Linked DNA regions of Homo sapiens: all the other regions are linked to region 1. The links are chromatin loops, found by intact Hi-C in ENCODE. Cell type or tissue: K562. All regions are shown on one strand. Region 1 holds the start of P2RY1 (purinergic receptor P2Y1). Region 2 has its middle 130 kb from the start of P2RY1. Region 3 has its middle 75 kb from the start of P2RY1. Region 4 has its middle 260 kb from the start of P2RY1. Region 5 has its middle 120 kb from the start of P2RY1.

Evidence for each region. A loop is a pair of places that touch in the nucleus more often than their neighbours do. Peaks named below come from ENCODE experiments on the same cell type or tissue, not always from the same donor. Only the 100,000 strongest peaks of a DNase experiment are listed, where the experiment ranks them.
Region 2: it touches region 1 in a loop (2.6-fold over the local background); 8 of 110 quality-filtered maps call a loop at or near these places.
Region 3: a loop joins it to region 1, with 2.0 times the contacts of the local background. A loop is called at or near these places in 4 of 110 quality-filtered maps.
Region 4: a loop joins it to region 1, with 3 times the contacts of the local background. A loop is called at or near these places in 4 of 110 quality-filtered maps.
Region 5: it touches region 1 in a loop (2.4-fold over the local background); 3 of 110 quality-filtered maps call a loop at or near these places.

The regions. Positions count from the first base shown.
Region 1 is chr3:152,832,762-152,837,761 of GRCh38, forward strand. It overlaps P2RY1 (purinergic receptor P2Y1), which reads left to right and starts at 2,370. Exons shown (of 1, transcript NM_002563.5): 1 at 2,370-5,000. The coding sequence starts at 3,022. The coding sequence ends at 4,143. RefSeq lists silencers at 2,277-2,326, 3,039-3,333 and an enhancer at 2,507-2,606. In K562, a CTCF peak has its summit at 2,690; DNase peaks (open chromatin) are centred at 2,060, 2,170 and 2,830; H3K4me3 peaks cover 3,610 bases.
Region 2 is chr3:152,965,674-152,970,673 of GRCh38, forward strand. No RefSeq gene overlaps it. Among named protein-coding and RNA genes, the nearest start is that of P2RY1, 130 kb to the left of the region's middle. In K562, no CTCF peak of the experiment used is centred here; a DNase peak (open chromatin) is centred at 2,868.
Region 3 is chr3:152,907,420-152,912,419 of GRCh38, forward strand. No RefSeq gene overlaps it. Among named protein-coding and RNA genes, the nearest start is that of P2RY1, 75 kb to the left of the region's middle. In K562, a CTCF peak has its summit at 2,998; a DNase peak (open chromatin) is centred at 2,252.
Region 4 is chr3:152,572,102-152,577,101 of GRCh38, forward strand. No RefSeq gene overlaps it. Among named protein-coding and RNA genes, the nearest start is that of P2RY1, 260 kb to the right of the region's middle. RefSeq lists a silencer at 2,487-2,566. In K562, a CTCF peak has its summit at 2,562 (motif pointing left); a DNase peak (open chromatin) is centred at 2,560.
Region 5 is chr3:152,711,928-152,716,927 of GRCh38, forward strand. No RefSeq gene overlaps it. Among named protein-coding and RNA genes, the nearest start is that of P2RY1, 120 kb to the right of the region's middle. In K562, a CTCF peak has its summit at 2,238 (motif pointing left); no DNase peak of the experiment used is centred here.

The sequences.
Region 1 (5,000 bases):
ATGCTTACAAAGTTTGTTTATTTATTTATTTATTTATTTATTTATTTTGAGACGGAGTCTCACTCTGTCGCCCAGGCTGGAGTGCAGTGGCTCGATCTCAGCTCACTGCAAGCTCCGCCTTCTGTGTTCACACCATTCTTCTGCCTCAGCCTCCCGAGTAGCTGGGACTACAGGTGCCCGCCACCACACCCGGCTAATTTTTTGTATTTTTAGTACAGAGGGGGTTTCACCGTGTTAGCCAGGATGGTCTCCATCTCCTGACCTCGTGATCTGCCCACCTCGGCCTCCTAAAGTGTTGGGATTACAGGCGTGAGCCACAGCGCCCAGCCCAAAATTTATTTTTTAACATCATTTTTTAAAAAGTCTGTGGTGCACTTAAAACAACTATCCCCCAATTCCTAGTAAGGTGTCAGTTTTCTGCAAGTACTTAATGGTATCTGGACTAAGTGTACATTTCAAAACACTCACATTATGAGTTAATGCATTTGCAACAAACTTCTGAGTGAAGTCAGATATTGCCTAGGTTGCAAATAAAAAATGCAAAGGAGTGAGGACTTAAGACCTATTGAGTACCCCTGGAACCCTTAATGGTTTTCTTTGCTTCCTTTTCTCTCTTAATAGACAATCATCCCACCTAGGACCATACTAATCAAACAATACACAAATGTTTCATGTTAAGGCTCAGAATCATAGACTCATATAATCAGGAGATTGGAAGGAAACACAAAAAGTAAGACTTTTCAAGACAACCTCATTCACACTGTTTACTTGAATTATTTACTCTTGTTTTATTATTAATTTTTATGCTGTTCAATTGACTACAATTCAAAACCCAGTGTATTCATACCATGTGCTAAGATATGCTCCTTCCTATATGTGTTCCTCTAAAGAACCATCTGGATCTTGTGGGGGATATTTTCCTTTGTGGTATCAAAGCCAGGAGCTCGTGGTTTTCCTTTATTTTTTAAGGGAACACTATCATGTAGCATCTGGGACCAGAAAGAAATCTTGATGTTATATATTTTACAGATATTTTCTTTTTGGATTTTTTTTCCTCTAAGAGAAAAGCTTTTGTTAATGTGTCATGTAAAAATACATTAACTAGTAACTTGTCAAGAAGTGCTAGATTCCATTCTTGTGCGGGTCCATTTATATATGTTCCTGAACAGCTAATATTTCATTTAGTTTCCAATTAAACTTGCTCAAATACATTTTTGAAGTGCATTGCTTAAAATTTACATTCAAGGCAAGAAAACGAGTTTGTCAGTAAATGTAGTAATTAAGGAAGTCCCAAGTCTGTATTTTTAAGATACTAGAGGTAATTGTAACTAATCACTTTAACTTAAAGAAATAGAATTGGAAATACCCCCCTCCCCCCGCCACCCCCTACCAAAACCATACCTTAGTCACTTTGGAATTATAACCGTCTTTTACGTCTATCAATATAAATGTATTGCATTTGGCATTCAAATTACTTTCAAAGGGATAAATTTCGAATTTTTTTTTTTCATTGTAGCTTCTGATCTTTAAATGTACTGAACAGGAGGATTTGGGGAGCTTGTCTTGTCTGATAGGTGTTAAGTATCTATGACGACAAATTTGAGCTGAAGCAATGTGCAATATGGACTAGTAATATCTTCACAAGACTATTTTGGAAATTCTCACGTTGATGTTATTAATGACGTGGGTTTATTAGCATTTGGGTAATTAAGAAAAAACAGTACTAGAATTTAAAAAAAAGAAAAAAAAAGGTAAGAAGGGCGAAACAGAGTTCTCCACTCCTCTCCCAACCCTCATTCCTTTGGAGGCTCGCGCCCTCTTGGAATAGCAGGTTCCTGCATGTGCCAGAAATCCGGTCCCGGCAAAGCTAGACGCTCTGCAATGACAGGCGTTCCCAGCTAGGGACTCCTGGCTGCTTGGAGCTTGAAAACACCTGGCGTGGTTCTCGAGGGCCCTAGAGGCTCCTGCTACGGACTGGTCGGCTCTGGGGTTGTAGGCAGAAGGCTCTAAGCGGTCGGAAGGGTTTCCTGTGTGTCAGCAACTTCACTTTGCCGAGATAGCTGGCGGAAGAGGGAAGGAGCGCTCGCGGGCCAATCGCCTGCCAGCAGCCACCTTGGAGCGCACCCCTCTCCCTCGCCGCCGACTCCGGTAGCAGCGTGCCGGCAGAGGCTGAACACACTCGGCCTCGGCGGAGACCTGCTCCCCAGAAGACGCCTCCTGCTTCCCACTGCGCCCTGGAGGACGCGGGCTGGCTGCTGGGCGAGCTCGGCGGAGGCACGCCCCTCGCCTCCCCGCGGAGTGCGGACTCGCCCCGGTGCCCAAACTCCGCCCACCCTCTAGGGAGCTCCGCTCTCCCGCCTAACCCCGGCACTCCGGACAGAGCTGGGCCTGGGGAAGGGGTTCCTGAACTACGCGGACGCCGAACGGGACGCGCTGCAGAAGCGCACGAGTCTGCGGCCACGCGCGCTCCGATGGCTGCCAGGAGCTGAGCTCAGGGTGGGCGGAGGAAGCGGTTAGACGCCCCGAAACTGAGCTGCACGTTTCTAAGGTAGGGAGGAGGAAGATGCCCCCAATTAAGTTGATCTTTGAGCCAAGGAGGCTGGGGAGCAGCCTCCCCAAGCTAGAGCCCTGCAGAGCGAGTTTCCCTTGACCTCGCTGCGCCTCTGGCGCGCTCTGCAGCGCGGACCCGCGGCCCCTCGGGAAAGCGCAGTCGGAAAGTTATCCGCGGCGGTTCCCTGCGCGCCCTGTTGTGTAAGCTCGGCGTTGCCAGCGGACGGAGAAGTTGCTGGCTTGCCCGATAGCCCAGTTCGGTGGCGGCCCGGGGCGGATTTCATGGCCCGCGGCGAACGCGGGGCCAGAGCTGGCGTGGGCGAGCCCCTGCGCGCCCCCTCCCGCGGGGATCCAGTTCGCCTGCTCCCTTCCGCTCGCTGGCTTTTCCGATGCTTGCTGCGCCCCTGGCCGCCGCTGCCCTCTCGCCGCCTCCTACCCCTCGGAGCCGCCGCCTAAGTCGAGGAGGAGAGAATGACCGAGGTGCTGTGGCCGGCTGTCCCCAACGGGACGGACGCTGCCTTCCTGGCCGGTCCGGGTTCGTCCTGGGGGAACAGCACGGTCGCCTCCACTGCCGCCGTCTCCTCGTCGTTCAAATGCGCCTTGACCAAGACGGGCTTCCAGTTTTACTACCTGCCGGCTGTCTACATCTTGGTATTCATCATCGGCTTCCTGGGCAACAGCGTGGCCATCTGGATGTTCGTCTTCCACATGAAGCCCTGGAGCGGCATCTCCGTGTACATGTTCAATTTGGCTCTGGCCGACTTCTTGTACGTGCTGACTCTGCCAGCCCTGATCTTCTACTACTTCAATAAAACAGACTGGATCTTCGGGGATGCCATGTGTAAACTGCAGAGGTTCATCTTTCATGTGAACCTCTATGGCAGCATCTTGTTTCTGACATGCATCAGTGCCCACCGGTACAGCGGTGTGGTGTACCCCCTCAAGTCCCTGGGCCGGCTCAAAAAGAAGAATGCGATCTGTATCAGCGTGCTGGTGTGGCTCATTGTGGTGGTGGCGATCTCCCCCATCCTCTTCTACTCAGGTACCGGGGTCCGCAAAAACAAAACCATCACCTGTTACGACACCACCTCAGACGAGTACCTGCGAAGTTATTTCATCTACAGCATGTGCACGACCGTGGCCATGTTCTGTGTCCCCTTGGTGCTGATTCTGGGCTGTTACGGATTAATTGTGAGAGCTTTGATTTACAAAGATCTGGACAACTCTCCTCTGAGGAGAAAATCGATTTACCTGGTAATCATTGTACTGACTGTTTTTGCTGTGTCTTACATCCCTTTCCATGTGATGAAAACGATGAACTTGAGGGCCCGGCTTGATTTTCAGACCCCAGCAATGTGTGCTTTCAATGACAGGGTTTATGCCACGTATCAGGTGACAAGAGGTCTAGCAAGTCTCAACAGTTGTGTGGACCCCATTCTCTATTTCTTGGCGGGAGATACTTTCAGAAGGAGACTCTCCCGAGCCACAAGGAAAGCTTCTAGAAGAAGTGAGGCAAATTTGCAATCCAAGAGTGAAGACATGACCCTCAATATTTTACCTGAGTTCAAGCAGAATGGAGATACAAGCCTGTGAAGGCACAAGAATCTCCAAACACCTCTCTGTTGTAATATGGTAGGATGCTTAACAGAATCAAGTACTTTTCCCCTCTTTAACTTTCTAGTTTAGAAAAAAATCAAACCAAGAAAATAGTGAGTTAAAAAAATAATAGAAGTAGAAATGCCCACATCCACACTTAGCTTGTTTGGGTTTGCTTTCACAGTCTCTCTTCCTTCTGACTAGAAGTATGTATAATAAAACAATACTACCTAGTTAAACATTTACTTTCTCTTTTGCCTTTAAAATGTGCAGGCTTTTCTGTTTAAAGTGTGTGTGCACATGAGTACTGGGGCTGTTTTTGATATTAGTAATTTCTCTAAGAAAACTAGCCCCCTGCAACTTGAGTTTGTGGTTTATCTAGCCTTTATTGTTTTTTTAAAATCCACAGTAGGAATAAAAAATCTATATTCTCAGAAATATCTAGCATGGTATATAACAAAACACTAAACTCATCAGTTCATCCGGCATCAGATCAATGGATCTCTGAGCGGGGTGTTTTTTTCAGTGTCTTATAAGCATAGATGATAGTTGACTGAGTTTCTTTAGGGCATTGAATAGACAAGTAAAGCTAATGAATTTAAAAGCCTGAAAAGTGATTGTTTTCCAGTTATTTCTGGAAAAGGTCTCATTATATATTGGGTGCTAAATGTTTGATGGGGAAAGCCTGCATATATTATCGTACTGGTAAAATGCATTCAAAATAATTAAAGTGCATGTATTTTCCTTGTAAACACCATGAGCTCTCTTAGACATCTTGTGATAAAGAGCATTTACTTGCCCCACTGCTGTGCAATGCCTTAGGACTTTGTTTGTGTTCCAGGACAAGTGTTCAC
Region 2 (5,000 bases), 130 kb after region 1:
TAGTCGTAAAACATTTGGCAACATTTTTGCTTGCAATAGTATGGAAGATGGCTTGTAGATATAACTAAGAACATTTTCAGATGGCATTTTTTGAAAGTGCCAAGTGTTGTTTTTTAATTGTGTGTGATAAGAAAAAAAATAGATGAACTGAAGAAAAAGTTGTTCTGTTTTCAAGTAGCATATAGAGGAAACATTTCCAATCCCAGAATCACTGGTTTGGAAAATAAATTTTTTTGTCATTCTCAAACTCCCAGGTCACAAAATATACTCAAAGTAAATTGAAACCTAGAGGCAATGCCAGGGCACTGCCAGGAAAACACCACCTCACAGCCAAGATTAGTGCAGGGGTGTGGTTGTAAGATTCTGTGTTGAGATCTCAGAAAAATGTAATGGAGTACCTTTTAGATGCTCCCAGCCAGACAAAAGAACTTCTAAGAATCTTAAGATCAAGTCTCATAGACTCTCTCAGTTAAAAAAGTGGGCCTCCAAGAATCTTTTATTTATTTTATTATTATTTTTTAAATTTTTTTGAGACAGGATCTCACTCTCTCACCCAGGCTGGAGTGCAATGGTGCTATCTCAGCTCACTTCAACCTCCACCTCCCAGTGTCAAGTGATTCTCGTGCCTCAGCCTCCCCAGTAGTCGGGACTATAGGCATGCACCAGCACACCTGACTAATTTTTGTATTTTTGGTAGAGACAGAGTTTCATCATATTGGCCAGGCTAGTCTCAAACTCCTGGCCTCAAGTGGTCTGCCTGCTTTGGCCTCCCAAAGTGCTAGGGTTACAGGCATGAGACACCACGCCCAGCCCCATAAAGGCATTATTCTTATACTCTGTTTATCACATACACAAAAAAGAGCTTCTAAGAATTTTTAAGATGTCCCATAGCCCAAGGTAGAGATAGGCCTGCTTGAAATTTGTAGGTGTTTTTTTCTAATAGAGATTGTAATTTGATACATGGAAAACCCACATCATTTTTTAAAGAATTGTAAAAGCTTGGACCAAATAGTACAAAGACAATTTAAAATTAAAAAGCATCTGGGCCCCCAAGCTCCTATGGGTAGAAAGCAGGCTGAAAAAGCTACACAACTCTAAATGGTAGTTATTTCTATGGAAAAGGAGATATGATTCAGAGGGCAAAATAAAGAGTCCAAAGACTAAGTACATCCAAGAACCACAGAATTCACTCCCAGGGAGTAGAACTGCCCTAATCAAAGAATATTCCCCAATCCCTGAAATCAGAATAAATGACAACTTATGCATAGCTGGATTTCAGAGTTGCTATGAAATGGTGACTTCTATGGACTTCCTACTTTATCCCTTTTTAAACAATTATAGTTGTACCATCCTATATTAACATTTTAAGTTAGGAACATGGATGACAGATAATTTATCTGTTAGTTTATGGTTCTTGGTACCCAAGGAACTGCACCTGAGGAGCCCCATCTATACTGTACCTGATTTAATGACAATGGCTAGACTTTGAGCTCTGTCATGATGGAATAAGGCTTTTGGGATTTTAGGGAATGGTGAGGATATTTTGCATATTGTAGAAACATTAACTGTTGAAGCCAGGGGACAAATTCTGGTAGCTAATCTCCAAAGATAGCCTTCAATATTTTTTTTCTTCTTGGGTGCTTAGGCCATTTCCTAAATTATTTCCTTTTCTTGAATCTGTGCTAAACTGGTGCCTGGTTTTGACCAACAGAATACAGCAGAAATGACATTCCTATGCTTCCAAGCCCAGGCCTTAAGAACACTGACAGTTTCCACTTTGAACCTTTTAGAATTTAGCTCCCTTGCTACAGGAATCCTAAAACATATAGAGAGGCCATGCAGAGGAACCAAGACACCCTAACGCCTCAGCTGAGTTCCCAGCAAGAGCCAGCACCAACTGCCAGCTATGTGAGTGAGCCGACTTGTACTGTAGCATAGCCAGTATCCTGATGACCACAGTCTTAGCCAACAGCACATGGAACAGAAAAACCACTTTGCTGCATACATTCAAACACCCAGCTGAGCCCACTTAACCAACAAAATCACACAGATAATAAAATTGTAGTTTGAGGCTGTTAAGATTTTAAGTGATTTATTATGTAGCAATAGGTAAATAAAACAGGAATTTTTATTCTGATATTGGATCTTCAGTATAGAATAGATTTGTAAAATTCAAAGATACTTCCTGAAATATGTATTTATTTTTTCTTATGAAAAACCTATGCAAAGTAAAGTCTTAATTAGAAAAATTGGTATACAAAGAAAAATACAATAAACTTGTGAACTGCATCTCTTTAACTTGTTTTCTAATCAAAATATATAAAAGCTTTCTTTAAGTCAGCTTATAAATGATTTATTACATTTCAGTTATCTGGTGTTTGCACTGTGATAGAAATAACATTTTATTCTCCCGAGGAAATTTTATTTTTAGAGAACTGCTAAGTTGCTACAAATCTTTAAAGTGCTTTTTAGCCATAGTTTACCTATTTTCATTGTTCTGGGAATGTGTTGTAATTCTTGATTTATGAACTAGAAGACTAGATAGAGTATTGAAATACCAATGCCATAAGACGTGATGTGCAAATTTATAATTTAAATTCCAAATCTGTGATACCTTATTTCTTCATCTTTTTCAGTTTTTCATATTCCCTGAAAAAAGAACCAAAGGGCCACCTATCTTGTTACTCTTGAAGCATAATATTCTTTGACAGTCTGTACACTAAATCACATTGGAAATGCACTGGGAGAATGAGATTCAATTCTTCTTGGCCTCTTCTCTGTTACCACCCACTATACATACAAGAGGTTTTGACCTAACCCTATCAGGAAATTGGTTGCTTTAGAATTTGAAGAGGCAGGGAAAACAGACACATGACCTGACACTAGGCCAGAACTTATAAGCATCTATTTCCAGGATGACTCAGACCCGGCTTCAGAAAGCAGGACGATCGACTGAAAAATACAATGAGCAGAAGCCAGAGGGAAAGAAACTTTGACTCTAATCCAAAAAATAAATTCACAGATCTAAATCCAATAGTCAGTGCCCATGTTACCCTATCAGAAACATTTCCAAAGCTGATCACTCCTTCCTCCTGAAGCACTTCCTTCACTTGGAGTCCATCACAAGTGTCTCTGGTTTTTTTTTCTCCCTGACTGGTCACTGTTGTTCTCAGTCTGAAGTCCTGGCTTCTGTTCTTGCCCCAGCTTCTTAACATCAGAGTGTCCTGGGGCTCAGTTCTTGGTCCTGTATCTTCCCTATCATGCACTCTCTGTTAACCCAGTTGTGTTATTTTAAATACTCTCTGGTAGGCCAACAATCTTCAAATGTATCCCAAATCTTCAGCAGAGATCTCTCCCTGGACCTTTAGGCTCATAACCCTCAACTGGCCATGTACTCTAGGATGGATGTCACAACTTGACATGTCCAAATGGAGCTCTTGATCTTTCCCTCAAACTGTCTTTCTCACACTGGTAAATAGCAACAACATACTTCCAGTTGCTCAGGTCAAAAACCTCAGAGTCATCCTGGATTGCTTTCTTTACTTAAGAGATCACATTCAACCCCTGAGCAAATCTTGTTGCCTCTCTGTTCAGAATATATCCAGAATCTGACCACTTCTCACTATTTTCAAACAAGCAGCCTTGCACCCCTGGATTATTATAATGACTTTCTAATCAGTCTCTCTCCTCCTATCCTTATTCCCAAACAGAAAATTCTTAAGATAGCAGCCAGAGTGAAGTACTTACACTGTTAAGTCAAAGCATATCAGTTCTCTTTTCAAAATCCTGTAATGGCTTCCCATTTTATTCAGCATAAAAACGTTACAAAAGCATTCAGAGCCAATGTGGTCTGGCCCATCCATCCCCTCTTTGACAGGCTCTTACTATTCCCTGCTGCTGGATCACTACTTCAGCTATGCAGGCTGCCTTGCAGGAATTCCTTTGCCTCATTTCTTTCTTTTTTTTTTTTTTTTGGTAGAGACAGGGTCTCACTATGTTGCCCAGGCTGGTCTTGAACTCGGGAGCTCAAGTCAGCCTCCACCTCAGCCTCCCAAAGTGGTGAGATTACAGGCATGAGCCACATTGCCTGGCCTTCTGTTGCCTTATTGCTTTGCACTTGCTGTTTCCTCTCTTTGGAAACCTCCTCCCCTAAATATTTAGGTAAATTGTTTTCTTACCTCTTTTAAATCTTTGCTCAAACATTCCTATCTCTGGATAGCTTTCCCTGATGGTCCTGTTTATTATTGCAACCCACCCACACTTGACACTCTTATCTCCTTTCATGTTTTATTTTTCTCCATAGCATTTACCATCTTCTAGCATTCTGTAAAATTTACTTATTTATTCCTTAACTCTCCATCTCCCCAGCAAGAAAATAAGATCTACAAGGGTGGAGACTTCTGGTTTGTTTGCATTTTTTGCTGATGTGTCCCTGCCATCTAGGACAATGCCTTACATACCACAGTTGCTTAGTAAATATTTGCTAAATGAATGCTGATGCCATGTTACAGAGAGTCCTCTATCTCATCCTCTTCTTTATTAAACAAATTTTCCTCTCTATTAATTGCTCAAGAAAATGGTTTTTTTTAAAAAAAAAAGATACAAATAAAAAAACAAAACTAAAAGTCTCTGTTCTCAAATAAATTGGTCTTAGTATCATACAAAATGTCAAGTTTAGGGCTGGAAATATGGTGAGCTGAGTTGAAAATTGGTTTTAAAAAGAAATAAAAATAAAAATCAACTGGAATTAAGACACAAACCTTGTTTTTTAAAATCAAGCAGTCTTCAAAATATTTTACATACATAAAGCTATTTTGTTTAATAGGCAGAGCACTCTTTACTGAGTAGCTTCTTTGTGGCCTTACACTTTGTCTCAGGAGAGTTTTCTAAAACTAATGACACAAAGAATCAAGAGGTTCTCAGGAAGCTGAGGCAGGAGGATTGCTTAAGCCTAGGATTTGGAGACCAGCCTCAACAGCATAGTGAAATCTCATCTCTAA
Region 3 (5,000 bases), 75 kb after region 1:
GATATTTCTCAAAGAACTTAAAATAGAACTACGGATTGACCTAGCAATCCCATTACTGGGTATAGACCCAAAGGAAAATAATTCATTCTGTCAAAGAGATACATGCACTCATATGTTCGTGCAGCACTATTCACAATCGTAAAAACATGGAATCAATCTAGGTGCCCATTAACAGTGGATTACATAAGAAAATGTGGCACATATACACAATGGAATACTACACAGCCATGAAAAGAATGAAATCATGTCCTTTGCAGCAACATGGATGCAGCTGGAGGCCATTATCCTAAGTAAACTAACACAAGAAGAGAAAACCAAAAACTACATGTTTTCACTTGTAAGTGGAAGCTAAGCATTGAATACGCTTGAACATAAAGATGAGAGCAATAGACACTGGGGACTCCTAGACAGGGGAGGGAAGGAGGCGAATGTGGGTTAAAGAACCACCTGTTCTGTACTATACTTACTGCCTGGGTGGTGTGATCAGTGGGACTTCAAGCCTCAGTGACATGCAATTTACCCATGTAACAAACCTGTACATTTACCTTTTAATCTATAATAACAGTTGAAATTATTTTTAAAATTCTTATAACACTTTTTTTTATCTTTCTCTGTTAAAAGTTCATTTTCCATATATAAGTTAATGGGGGGATTAATAGAAGAAAGGACTCCATTGTTACAGATAGTATCTTCTGGAATTTTTTTAAGTAATCATATTTGCAAACTAAGAATTGCAAGGTCTAGAGAAAGGTTGACTATATATTAGTGAAACTGAAAAGGTTCGAAGATGGTAACAGATAATTTTAAAAGATTGGTCAGTAACAAATACCAACTAAAATAAAACCCAATATTGTAGGCCTAAATAGGTGTGATTGAAAGTCCATGATAACAAATAAAATGTTTTTTTAACTTTTATATAATCAACAGACTTTAAAACCCAGCTGAAAAGTGTTTTAAGAAGCATTTAACTACACTGTATTTCAATACAAATAAACTGTACAAACCATATAGCCTCTGTTTTCCAGTTCAAATTCACACACTTACTAAATATAGGGCACCATGATTAAAACTTTATATATTTTATATCACTTTATTCTCACAACAGTGCTATAGTGTAGGTACTTTTCTTATTTTATTTTTTTTTTTTTTGAGATGGAGTCTTGCTCTGTCTCCCAGGCTGGAGTGCAGTGGCGCGATCTCAGCTTACTGCAACCTCTGCCTCCCGAGTTCAAGCAATTCTCCCGCCTCAGGTTCCCAAGTAGCTGGGATTACAGGCGCACACCACCATGCCCAGCTAATTTTTGTATATTTTTTTTAGTAGAGACGGGGTTTCACCATGTTGGCCAGGCTGGTCTCAAACTCCTGACCTTGTGATCCGCCTGCCTCGGCCTCCTAAAGTGCTGGGATTACAGGCGTGAGCCACCACGCCCAGCCTTCTTATTCTTTTATTACAACAGAAGAAACTGATGCTCAGAGAATTTGCATGACATGCTCGGAATCACATTGTTACTAAAGTAATCAATCAAAAGCAGACAGGCCATTTCCAGAGCATAAACTTATTCATCTCTTGGAAGAGCTAACACTCTTGATTTGTAAAATAATCTACAATTTTATTGAGTGTTCATCAACCCTTTACTATGTAATAACATCTAGTTCTAATGAGTAATAATTAAGGAATTATAAAAGTAAGTTTTCAAGTATAGATGAAAGTGATTTGTTTTTAATTTAGGGAAGGGAAAAATGGTGCTAAGTAATAGCACTGGAAATCAATAAAACATTATTCAAAGAATATTACTTCTGTTCTCAATAAGAACTAAAGAAAGTAGAGTTAATCCTGCAGTCTGTGAGTTTATCTTTAAATGTGAGAGAAAGAGAAACCTTAATTATCAAAATATTCCTCACATTAATCTTGGAAAGTGATTTAGAGTACACCTCAGTGAGCCACTGAGCCAGCACCCAGCTCTTCTGACCGTGCCCAGGATTATCTACATTTTGTCATGCTATAATTTGAAGTTGAAATACATGATTTCTCAAGGTCCCCCCATCATGCCCAAATTGTACAATCTATTACTTGTATAAACATACAGAGTATCTGCCAGCTTTAATAAGACGTAGGGAAATAATACACACACACAAACACACACACACACACACACACACACAGAGCTGTTTAGAGTATGGCATCAGGCTGCTCTTCTGTTCTTGTTATCTAGAAATAGCAGAGGGACCTTGGGTGCCCCTGACTATTCTCAAACAGGCATGCCCAGTAGAGTTGAACTTGGCTGCCACACACAGTGATTCAGCAATTTAACAACAGAGAATGTGAGAGAGAGAGAAGGAGGATTTTTCATATTGGGTTTGGATAAGGCACATATTTTGTTGTGCACAAATAAGGAGAGATCTAGAGTTGTTAATTTTGTTAGTTATTATAAAACTCAAATAATTTGTATAACTGGCTGGTTTATGACCAAAAATGCTATTTGCCTAATGAGCATTTAGAACGTGGAAACTGATTTTGAAGCTTGTAACAGAAATAGGATAAAATAAAAATAAAATAAAATGATGTTTACAGAAATGTATCTGTATTACATGGCTAAAGATATGGGAAGTTTTTTTCTAGTTATGAGACGTGTTCTACTTAAATTGAATAGACATCTAGGAGAGAGAGATTGAACATTTTATTAATCTTATTTTACAAAAGAGGAAGGGGAGGCAACAGAACATTAAAGGATTGTTTCTCAAGCTACATAGCAGGATGCAACATCTGAATGGCATTGCCCCCAAAATCAGCCTATGCCCACCTCAGTCCATTTGCACTGCAATAATGAAATACCACAGACTGCGTAATTTATAAACAATAGATATTTATTCCTCACAGTTCTAGACACCAGGAAATCCAAGATCGAGGAGCTAACAAGTTTGGTGTCTGGTAAGGGCTGCTTTCTGCTTCCAAGATGGCTCCTTGTTGCTGTGTCCTCTGGAGCGGATGAATACTGTCCTCATGTGGCAGGAAGCAGAAGGTAGAAGGGCAAAACGGGGCTGAACTCACTCCCTCAATCCCTTTTATAATGGTACTAATCCCATCCAGAAGGCAGAGCTGTCATGGCCTAATCACCTCCATAAAGGCCCAACCTCTTAATTCAGTTAAGTTTCAACATGAATTTGGGGACACAAACATTGAAACCATAGCAATGCCTCACTCAACAATAATGTTTTATGAAAATGTAGTATCAACTCTTCCTCAGATTGGCAGGTTTAAAAAAGCTAACCTTAATGTGAACTCTATCAATCTTCCTATCAAATAATTAGATGTGGGAGTGAATGGCCCCGTGAAGAAATGACAGCAAATAACCTTTTCCAAACCAACATTTTTTTTTCCAAGAAAACTTTGGCTTACTGTTTGTGGCTGCTTGGGTATGTGACTTTTTTAGATAAATAATTAGAAAAAAAGAAAAGGTGCAACCCTCCAAAAGGAAACTTGAAATCATTAGTAAAGAGAGAAAGAGACTTTCAAAGCCTAATTCTAAATTCCTTTCGGAGGTTCATATGAGCACTTTAGCTCTAGAACAATGTTTCCAGAAACACAATCTATCAATAATGACATTTATAGGTCAATTACTATTACCTGGGGAATTTGGTCTACTCTTATTTTACAGTATATCTGCCAAAAGAAAATCATATATGGCATGTTTTGACTTGGCTCTAGGCTTTCTCAAAGCTTTCATTTCTTTTTCAGCTGCAACTGTGAAACTTACCTGTTACTCTTTGGCCCAGAGCCAGTTCGTCACTAAATCTACAGAGCACTGTGTTTCTTTCTGTATTCCAGCCTGCCTCCTATTTCAATCTTTGGCACAAACAACAGAGTGCTAATAGTGAAGCCACAAAATATTAAGATGAGATTATTTGGGATGGGGCAGGGAGAGGGAAAATATGGAACTTTTTAGAGCCTGGAACAGACCAATCATGCGGAAAACACTTGGCTGTGGAAGGTACTTCCATTCCACCACTATGATGACAAGCCACTGTCTTCACAGTCGCTGAGAAAACTTGACCAATAGATTTGGAAGGCCCACTTGGGGCCTCTATTTCATTATTCATTCTCTTATTCCTTTATTCATCTATTCCCCCAGTAACTCATTTGGTAAGCCATTTAAGAAAAATTTTATTTTGAAAATTATGCAAGAGTCCTTCTAAAAATTTAACAAACATTCAAATTACCAGGAAATCTTGTTGAAATGCAGTTTCTTGTTCACATTCTGCATTTCCACTAAGTTCTCAGGTGATGCAGATGCTGCTCCTCCAAGGGAATGAGAAATATACTTCATTTTCCTTTTTCTTAGATCAGTGGTTTTCAAACTTGTTAGAAAAATGCAAACTCTTGGGCCCAACCCAGACCTACTGAATCTTGGAGTGGGATCCAATAATCCACATATTACCAAGTCCTACAGGTGATTGTGATGCTTGCTCAAGTTTCAGAACCACTGAGTCTAGACCTATAGCTCCCAAAACCTGGCTACACATTAGAATCACTTGGAGAGCTCATGGGTTAAGTCGTGTTCTGCAAAAAGATGTGTTGAAGTCCAAATCCCTGATACCTATGAATGTGACCTTATTTGAAAATAGAGATTTTGTAGATCTAATCAGTTTAAGATGAGGTCATACTGGGTAAGGATGAGCCCCATAGCCAATGACTGGTGTCCTTTTAAGAAGAGTGAGATTGGAGGCACGTAGACACAGGGAAGAATGCCACATGACAAAAAGGCAAAAATTGGAACAGTGCAGCTATAGGCCAGATAATTCCAAGGATTGCTGGCAACCACCAGAAGCTAAAAAAGAAGCATGAAACAGATTATTTTCTACAGCATTCAGAGGGAACATGTTCCTACCAAAACCTTGATTTCAGAATTCTCACCTCCAGAACTGTAAAAGAATAAATGTCTGCAGTTTAAACCACCACGTTTGTGGTACTTTGTCATGGTAGTCCAGGAAACTAATACAGA
Region 4 (5,000 bases), 260 kb before region 1:
ACAGTTTAAACCGCATATATCTGTTCAATATGACCTCCTCAATTTGATTCACAAGAGTGTATTTTGAAGTATTATAATTGAATCTGTACAGTGACCACAAGGAGGGCAGGTAAGGGCAGAATTTTATTTTTGATTTCTCTAGAGAAGATGATAACAATGAAGTGAATTATAATTGAGTTCTACAAAACATGAAGACAGACAAATTTAGTTTTCAGATGTGTCTAAATACTTTATGCTTAGAGTTCAATACCACTTTAATATTTTATTTCTAAATAAGAAAATTACATTCTTTGAATTTTTGAAGATTGGGTGTGTTGGTAATGCCCTTGCCACTTCTGTCACCAAATCATTTTTTATTGCTTAATTTGTCACTACTGTAAGGAAATTACCTTTACAACCAAAGTATTTAAGTTACGACCTGAACACAGATTGGATATTCAGTGATCCTACTCAGGCACTACTGTGTTAATTGAATATTTTCCTTATTATTGCAAATCTTGGGGGTTTTTGTATACTTATATATTTATTAAGTGCTAAAGATTAGAAACTCAAACTTAGCTTCTGACTTCTTTTTTAATTAAGGAAAAATATATGTCTCTAGTTATAAGTGTTCTTATTATTGTAATTTTTAAAAAATAATCAAAATTTTGGCAGAAATTAAGTGCATCTGAAATAGCAATAGAATGAAAAAGATTGTTAAGAATAGACATTCAATGATCCTATGAAATCTAGCTACCTTTATCACCCAACCCTTTTAAATAACTTTTCTCTTGGCAAAACAAGAGAAAGTTATTTTATTTCATTCTCAAGTTTTTGTAGAAATACATTTCTTCTGTAGAAGAAAACAATATATAGATCATGCAATTGTGTCCTAAGTCATTTAATAAACAGTTCTTCACTTGCCCAGCTTAATAATCAGTCCTAATGCCCAGCTTAATTTGGCCTTTCCAGTTGTTTCATTAATTTTACTGCAAAATATTTTCTAGTAATAGTAATAGATTAAATTCAACGCATATTTATTGTATAGCACACATGGCCAATAAATCCTGAAAAAGCACCTTGCCTGTAAGGTAAGTGCTATTATATTTACATTTTACAGAGAAGAAAACTAAACTTAAAAGTCAAAAACATAAAGCCAGTAAGTGGGTAAGCAGAACTTTAATGCAAATATGTTGCTCTAAGCCCATGCTTATGACATTTGTTGTTTATTACTGAGAGAAGGGAAGTTACATGTACTGATTCCTTAATTCTTATCACATACTATGCAGGGTGAATTGCATATGTTACTTATTCCTTACCATGGCAATATAAATAATAAATATTTAATAACCCTATTGTACAGATGGGCAGTATTTGTTCCAGAAATCTGAGTTCTCTCATAACTAGACATAAAATCTTAAGAAACATATGTATGCCTCCCAAGAACCAACTTTTTAGATAAATGAGCATCTGGCTAGTGACTCTCTAAGCAATTATGTACTCTCCACCTACGAAACTTAAAATATCTTATCTGAGGGATTCACCAGCAGGTACTGCCATTACACATACCACTCCACCATGATCCAGCATCAATGTCTTGTGCAGACACTCCCTCCTGGGAGGAAAATATAATTGATGGTTATGCCTTTTCCCTTACCCCACTGTCAGACTCTGATTTCAGTAAAGCCCTACCAAGGCCCTCCCTTTCCACCTGTAGGCTCTGGAGAATACATACATAGATCCTTCCTCTAAGAACGTTGCAGATGCTTGAGCAACATTATTTCCAAGTTAACTTGCAGCTTTATTTCTGTGATTTTGTGCTGATTCCCCATAGAAGTACAGTTGCTTTAACTAAGTTTATATTTTAAGTGGATGTTGGCCATGACATCTCACTAAAGAAGTCCTCTTGTATACGGACCCCAGCTGAAGAAACAAAATGAAAATAAATGGGTGAAAGAATTCTCAAAGCTCAACATCCCTAAAGGCAAATTGACAGAAATGTCTGTTCAAAGAAGACAAAATCATGAGATTTATGCTCAATAGCGTTTTTCTTTTTCTACTTCTGTGGGGGCAGAAGATGTGATTTAGCAGATCTAGGAACTGGGAACTAAAAGTAAATAGTTCATCATTCTCCTCTCAGAGAAAGTCTTCTTATGGTACAGAGGAAAGATGAGATGAGGAGAAAAAGCCAAGAGAAACAGGCAAGATTGATCTTAATGCCTAGCTGTGCAGAATTTTAAGAATATTTCTGGGCATATTGTATATAAAGGAGAGGACATAAGTGGAAAGAAAAAAGCTGAAAATGGAGTGAAAGGTCAAAAAAAAATCCCAGCAAAACAAACTCTGAATAAAAGTCCCAGAAATTATAGATAGCATAAAGAGCCTAAGAGAAGTTATGTCTTCCTCTTAGGAATAAAAGATGAAAATAAGTGGAGCTATGAATAGAATTTATGATTCCACTAGTGACAGTTGTAAGCATGGAAAATGGTGCTTATGAATCTGGAGGTGAGGAGATGGAGAAAGCTTGGCAAACTGTCCTCATTGTTCAAATAATGTTACTGAGGCATCGCTGCCACCCAGTGGCCAACATCAACTTTAATGCTATCTGTTCCTGTTTGAGGGGGTGAGTTTCAGTATTTTTAAAAAAGAAGATATGAAGAAACAGTAAAGTCACTGCCATTGCTTCTCCAACAACCTCTAATTTGTGTTCTTTTCCAAGGCTCTTCTACTTGTAGGAGCCTATACTTATCTCAGTAGGTGCTTATCTCTTATGGAAAAGAATAGAAAATTACTTCATCAGGATTGTGTTTTAGTGACGCATCATTGTATTTTTCCATTTAGAAGGATTGGCTCATCTTTAATTTTTTTAATTTAAATATTTAATTGGCAGTCCTATATAGAAGGCTAAGCATTCAGTTTTTCTTACAAGATATTCGACAACCAACTGGCAGAATTTACCTTTTATCCCCTCACAGCATGATTTGACACGATGTTTTCTCCCAACTACTGTGTGCTAAAAGGGTCAGTCAAATAACTCTACATACAGTCCCAAGCTCTGAGGAAATTGTAGCATCAGGAGGGATGTAGAGAAGATGTAGAGAGAAAGAGTAAAACAGAGCTTCTTGCAACTTAAATCTTTGCTGCCTTAGTCTCAAAGCCTTGGAACTCAAGAAAACCACAGATTTACAGAGCTTTGACTGTATTTATAACAAGCTATCTCTATAGTTTTTCTCCACCATTGTTAATCATATTGCAGAATATCTTCCTTCTCAGTGTTAATAAATAAAATCACCACATTTTGTGGAAAAGTTTGGAACTAAATAATCTGGAAATTACCAACCTATGCTTCTGCCATATGGCACTGGGAGGCAGATACACAGACCTAGGCTTAGAATAATGTAGTCACAGATTCTGAACACATTCAGTTCTTTTCCTCCCTAGTAAGTGGTTCATCCAATTAATCCATAAGGACAGTGTCTGCTTTCTAAACTCTGGCAATCCAACACAACCACAGCATAGGCAACTGTAAAATAGATACAGGTTTTAAATTGAACCCTCTGCTTCCTTCTGTTAGAAATTGTCCTCATTCATTTTACTTTCTGTTCTTCTATCTTAATAGTTCTATTTTAAGTTTTTCTCCCAGTCTTTTTTTCTCTCTGAATAAATGGAAGAAGTGTTTAGCTGTCAAGAGGAAAGTATGGATGAAGAAGAGATGTTCAGGACTAAGTGCTCCTTAGTTTATTTCTGATTAAAGTGGTTGTTGGTAGTAACATCATATCGTTGACTTCCAAACACTGCAAGTATCTTCCATTAGTCAACTCAAATGCAGAAGGATCCCCCCAGAAGAACAATTATATGAATACATCTTTGGAAGACAAAATTTTCAAGGGGAAGAAAAATAAAATGTTAGATCAGACGCAGAATAGCTGAGTGTTTTTCTCCTCTGCTCTTATTTTATCTAGTCCTTCTACCATGTAAAGGAGGCCCCAGACCCGTCAGCCATACACCAGCTTACCATCTTCAAAGGTTTTGCCTTGTTTTTTATGTTTACTGTGATTTATTTAATCCTTTTTCTTTAAATTCACTTTTACTTAGCTTCATTCTAGATAATAAAATGGCAGAAATTATCACTTTGATGCTATTTTTTGTATAATTCCCATGAAAAGAAACATAACTATTAAAGAAAAATGTCTGCTACTCAAAAGCCAAAACCTGAAAGTTGAAGAGAAGAAAATAAAAAATGATATCTTTCTGTAGCATGCTTGGTATCTCTTTTCTCTCTCCCTCTGTCTCTCACACACATACAGACACACACTCAAACACATAATGGCAATTTGAGAGTATATTGATCTAAATGTTTAAGAATTAGATAGTTGAAAGAAGTAATGTAAAAAATATAATAATTTAAAGAATTGAAAGTAACTTCATATGAAAATTGTACTTCTGGCCATAATGAAATAATAAGGACCAGACTTAACCTCCTGCTATAAACACAGAAACTGGATGAAATATCTAAAATAAAGTATTTTTAGGCTTTAGGCAGTAGGCAGCCCAGGACTATTATCCCTGAGGAAAGGGAAACAATAGTGTGAGCCCTACAACCTCCCTAGCTTCCTGCCTAGAGGAAATTTCTGTACCATGGCCACATGGAAGGGGAAACCAGACAGAATCTAGCAGTCTTAGGGAGTTGAGGACAGCAATTGGAGTTCAGAGAGGCTGAATTCCTTTGAAGCTGTAGGACAGAGTTACAGAAAGGAGAGAACTATAAAAACAAAACAAAACAAAAACCTAGCTGCAGATTTGTTACTGGAATCACCTTGAGTCTTTGTTGAGTACTAGACAGTGCACATAGGAGTAAAACTCCATGACCTCAGACAACAAGCAACCTCGGATTTGTAAGCAGAATAATTTCTAGAGCTCACAAAAGCCAGGGTGTCATTCAAGCACCACCCAATCAGCATGAAGAGTCCTCGGTAGTCACTTGAGGACGTTCAGTACAGACTCCAAATGATCATGCTTTA
Region 5 (5,000 bases), 120 kb before region 1:
CCTTACACAGAACTAACTAGGTATGAATCATAGACCCAAGATAAAAGCTAAAACTGTCTTCTAAAGAAAACATAGAAGAAAATATTTGCAACCTTGAGGTAAGCAAATTTTTTAGGACAACAAAAAGCATTAGCTATTAGAAAAAAAGTAATGTTAATTGAACTTAACCAAAATTAAAAACTTTTGGTCCTCAAAAGACACAATTAAGAAAACAAAAATGCTCTCAGACACAGATGGGGAAAAAATATTCACAATACCTACATAATAAGACAAAAAGAAAAAAAGTAAGTGTAGGGAAAGTAAACAGTTTTAAAAGATAATATATGAATGGCCAATAATGACATTAAAAATGCTAAACATTATTAGCCATCACAAAAATATAAATTATATATATACTAGAATAGGTAAAGTTAAAAAAGATTGACAATAGCAAATGTTGACAAAGATGGGAGCAAGAGGAATTCTCATACATTATTGATGAGAATGTAAAATGATACAACTTTGGAAAACTGTTTAGCAGTTTCTTGAAAAATGGAACATATGACCTAGCAATTCTATTCCCAGGCTTACATTTATTCAAAATGTAATTTTAAAAAGTTTTATGAAAAGATTTGTACTCAAATTTTTTTCATAAAAAAAGTTATATGAAAAGACTTGTACACCAATGTTTCTGGCAGCTTTATTCAAAATAACCAAATACTGTAAAAAGTCCAAATATTCATCAATTAGTAAATGGATAGTGAATTTTGTTATAGCCATACAATGGAATAGCATGCTACAGTAAAATAAACAAGCTCTAGATTCATGTAACAACATGGTTGAGGCTTAAAAACATTTAAGCTGCCAGGCACGGTGGCTCATGCCTGTAATCCCAGCACTTTGGGAGGTCAAGGCCAGGTGGATCACCAGCTCAGGCGTTTGAGACCAGCATGGTCACTATGCTGAAACCCCGTCTGTACTAAAAATACAAAAAAATTAGCTGGGAGTGGTGGTGCAGGCCTGTAGTCCCAGCTACTCAGGAGGCTGAGGCAGAAGAATCGCTTGAATCCGGGAGGCGGAGGTTGCAGTGAACCGAGATTGCCCCACTGCACTCCAGCCTGGGCAACAGAGAGAGACTCTGTCTCATAAATTAATTAATTAACTAATTTAAGCTAAGGGAAAGACACCAGACACAAAAAGTATGTACTTGTATAATTCCATTTACATGAAATACCAGGCTGGGAGTGGTGGCTCATGCCCTTAATCCCAGCACTTTGAGAGGCTGAAGCAGGCGAATCATGAGGTCAGGAGTTCGAGACCAGCCTAGCATGGCAAAACCCCGTCTCTACTAAAAATACAAAAAATTAACCGGGTGTGGTGGCAGGTGCCTGTAATCTCAGCTACTTGGGAGGCTGAGGCAGGAGAATTGCTTGAACCAGGAGGCGGAGGTTGCAGTGAGTGTGTAGCAGGACGAGCCGCAGACAAAACTCCTCAGACACCGAGTTAAAGAAGGAAGGGGTTTATTCGGCTGGGGGCATCGGCAAGACTCCTGTCTCAAGAGCCCAGCTCCCCGAGTGAGCAATTCCTGTCCCTTTTAAGGGCTCACAACTCTAAGGGGGTGCGCATGAGAGGGTCGTCATCGATTGAGCAAGCAGGGGGTACGTGACTGGGGGCTGCAAGCACCGATAATTAGATCGGAACAAAATAGGATAGGGATTTTCACAGTGCTTTTCTATACAATGTCTGTAATCTGTAGATAAAATAACTGATTAGGTCAGGGGTCGATCTTTAACTACCAGGCCCAGGGTGTGGCGCTGGGCTGTCTGCTTGCGGATTTCATTTCTGCCTTTTAGTTTTTACTTTTTCTTTCTTTGGAGGCAGAAATTGGGCATAAGATAATATGAGAGGTGGTCTCCTCCCTTAAGTGGAGATCAGGCCATTGCACTCCAGCCCGGGCAACAAGAGCGAGACTCAGTCTCTAAATAAATCAATAAATTCAGAACTGGCTAGTGTTTGGAGCTGAAGGGATCAGGGGCAAAGTGGGGAGAATTAAGTCTAAAAGTTTACAGGAGAAACTCTTAGGTGATGTATATTTTCTGTGTCTTGATTGTGGTGGTAGTTACACAGTTTCATAATTTGTTAAAACTCATTGAACTGTACACTTACAAGTGTTGCATTATATGTAAATTATATCTCAAAAAGTTGATTTAGAAAGAAAAATGTATATACTGTGTGGTTAAGTATGCAGTTTATAGATTCAAATCACAGCTCTGCCACCTACTGTCTGTGTGACTTTAGTCTTGTCACTTAACATTTTCATGCCTTAGTAAGCTTAAATGGGGCTAACAATAGTACTTGTCCCATAGGATTGTTATGAGGGTTAAATGAGTTAATAAATGTGTGTGAAGTGATTAGAGGCAGCCTGGCACACAGCAAATTCTAAATAAGGAACAGCTGCTCTCATTACCCTTTGTTTTTCTCTTCTTTAACATCCTCATTCAATTCATCTGAAAATCCTATCACTTCTACTTGCAAAATATATCTGACATTTTTCTCCATCTTTTACTACTACTGCAAATAGCCTTTAAATTTATCTCTTTTATATTCATTCTTGCCCCCTTTCTCTGCCAAGTGGTTTTTAAAAATATAAATGAGTTCATATTACTCCCTTGCTAATATCTTTCACTGGTTTTCCTTAGCACCTCAATAAACTTCTAAACTTTTTATCATCACCAGTGTGGCCATTCCTGAGAGCCTGTCTATGCATTCTTCATCACTCCTCCCAGGCCTCCAGCTACATTGGACACTTTTATTTTTCTAGTCTTGGAATTCATTAAACTCCTTCATGTCTAAGGCCTCTGCACCAGCTGGTCCTTCTTCCTGGAACCCTCTTCATCCAGGTCTTTGAATGACTGACACATTTTTCAGCTCTCAGCTTGAAATGTCAACTCTTCAGAGAATATTTTCTGGACAACACAAATAGAGGAGTTGCCCATGTGCAGTATGATATTAATCTATCGTATTAAATTTCTACAAATGCTTTACTTTGAAACAATTAAAAACTTACAGAAGAGGTAATACTGTAGAAAGGAATTTATCCTTGAACTACTTGAGAGTAAGACTGTGACATGATGACCCAACCATTTCCTGTGATTTTAGTGCGTATTTTCTACAAACATAGACGGTCTTCTAAATAATCACAATACAAGTAACCTCAGAAAATTAAAATTAATACATTACTACCATTTAATTGTTTGGCTCTATTCACATTGTCCCAATAATATCTTTTATAACAAATAGATGCAGTTCAAAGTCATGCAATGTATTTAGTTGTCTGTAGTCTTTTTGATCGGAAAAGTTTCTAACTCTTTCCCTGACTTTCATGACCATATTCTTTAAGATTATAGGCCAGTTATTTTGTAGAATGTCCCTCAGTTTGGGTTTGCATGATATTTCCCTATGATTAGATTGAATTATGCATAATTGGCAGAAATATCACAGAAATGCTGCTGTGTTCCTCTCATTGCATCCTCTCAGGTGGCAGATGGGTTGGATTCTGCTGTTTATAAGCGATGTTCACTTTGATCACTTGATGAAGGTGGTGTCTGCCGGGCTTCTTCACTATAAAGTCACTCATTTCCCCTTGTAATTTGTAAGGATTTTGGGGAGAGGTACTTTGAAAGTATAAATATCATTTTCCTTGTTGAATTTCCAGTTTTTTCATTTATTGATTTATATCTGTATCAATGAATGGTTCTCTATTTTATTTAACACGTTTTCACCCATTACTATCACTATTTATTTTGATGCTGCAATTGTCCCAGATTTGGCTATTAGGAGCCTCTTCAAGCTGACTTATTTTCCCTTTTGAGATATTATCATCATCATTTGAGTCTCTCTTTGATTTCTGGCACAATAAGATGCTCCGGACTCATCTTGTACTTTCCCTACCCAGGCCCTGGAATTAGCCATCTTTTCAAAGAGACTTTTCTTTTGGCAGAAAATTGTATTTAGAATCCAAAATCTGGGCTTCAAGAGTGCTTATTGCTATTGTGGTATTGGTGCTTGAGCCTTCTCAGTGGAAAGAGCCAAGGAATATATAGAAAATATATAATTATATATATCATATAATCACATAATATATAATTATGTATTATATATAAAACTATATTAGATATTAGATATATTTGTTATATATTACTAAAATATATTTCTATTTACCTATTTATTTCTATACTTATCTGCAAATACATTGAAAGCCATGTTTTCATTCCAATCCAGTTGTACATGATTCATTCTAGTTGTCCCATTTTCTATTAATTGTAACTCGGTTTTCCAGAGGTGAGAAATCTGGCTTCTATGGTTTCTAGTGTATTTTCTTACATGATTAATTCTCCTATATGTAACCAGTCTCCAGTCGCCACCGTCCCTCTGTACTGCAGGTGTTCTCACCCTGTTCCGGCTCTGATAATCTACACTAAATGATCAAACTCCTTCTCCCCCTACATTGCTCTGCTCCATAGAATAGTTTTAGGGCTGAAATGTCCAGAAGGGAAGGGAAGAGAAAGAAGTAGAGGAAGATGAGTTCTGTTCCATATTCTTCATGCCAGTCCCCACAATGTAATTTACCTGTTTCTTTCTTTCTCTTTCTGTTCTTCCTTTCTTTCCTCCCTTCCTTTCCCTTCCTTCCTTCCTTCCTTCCTTCCTTCCTTCCTTCCTTCCTTCCTTCCTTTCTTTCTTTCTTTCTTTCTTTCTTTCTTTCTTTCTTTCTTTCTTTCTTTCTTTCTTTTTCTTTCTTTCTTTGTTTTGTATGTCTCTTCCAGCTAGAGCATAAACTACAAAGGCAGTCACCGTTTCTTTCTTGTTTCTGGAAAATTCTTGCACTAGGGAGACATGCAGTAAATGTTTGTTTCCTCAACAATGTACACATTTGAGAATTTAAAAAAAATAAACCACTTACTTTTCTTTGAATTAATATGAGTTAAGTCTCTATAACAGTGCAGATGGCAATCAGTTTGATT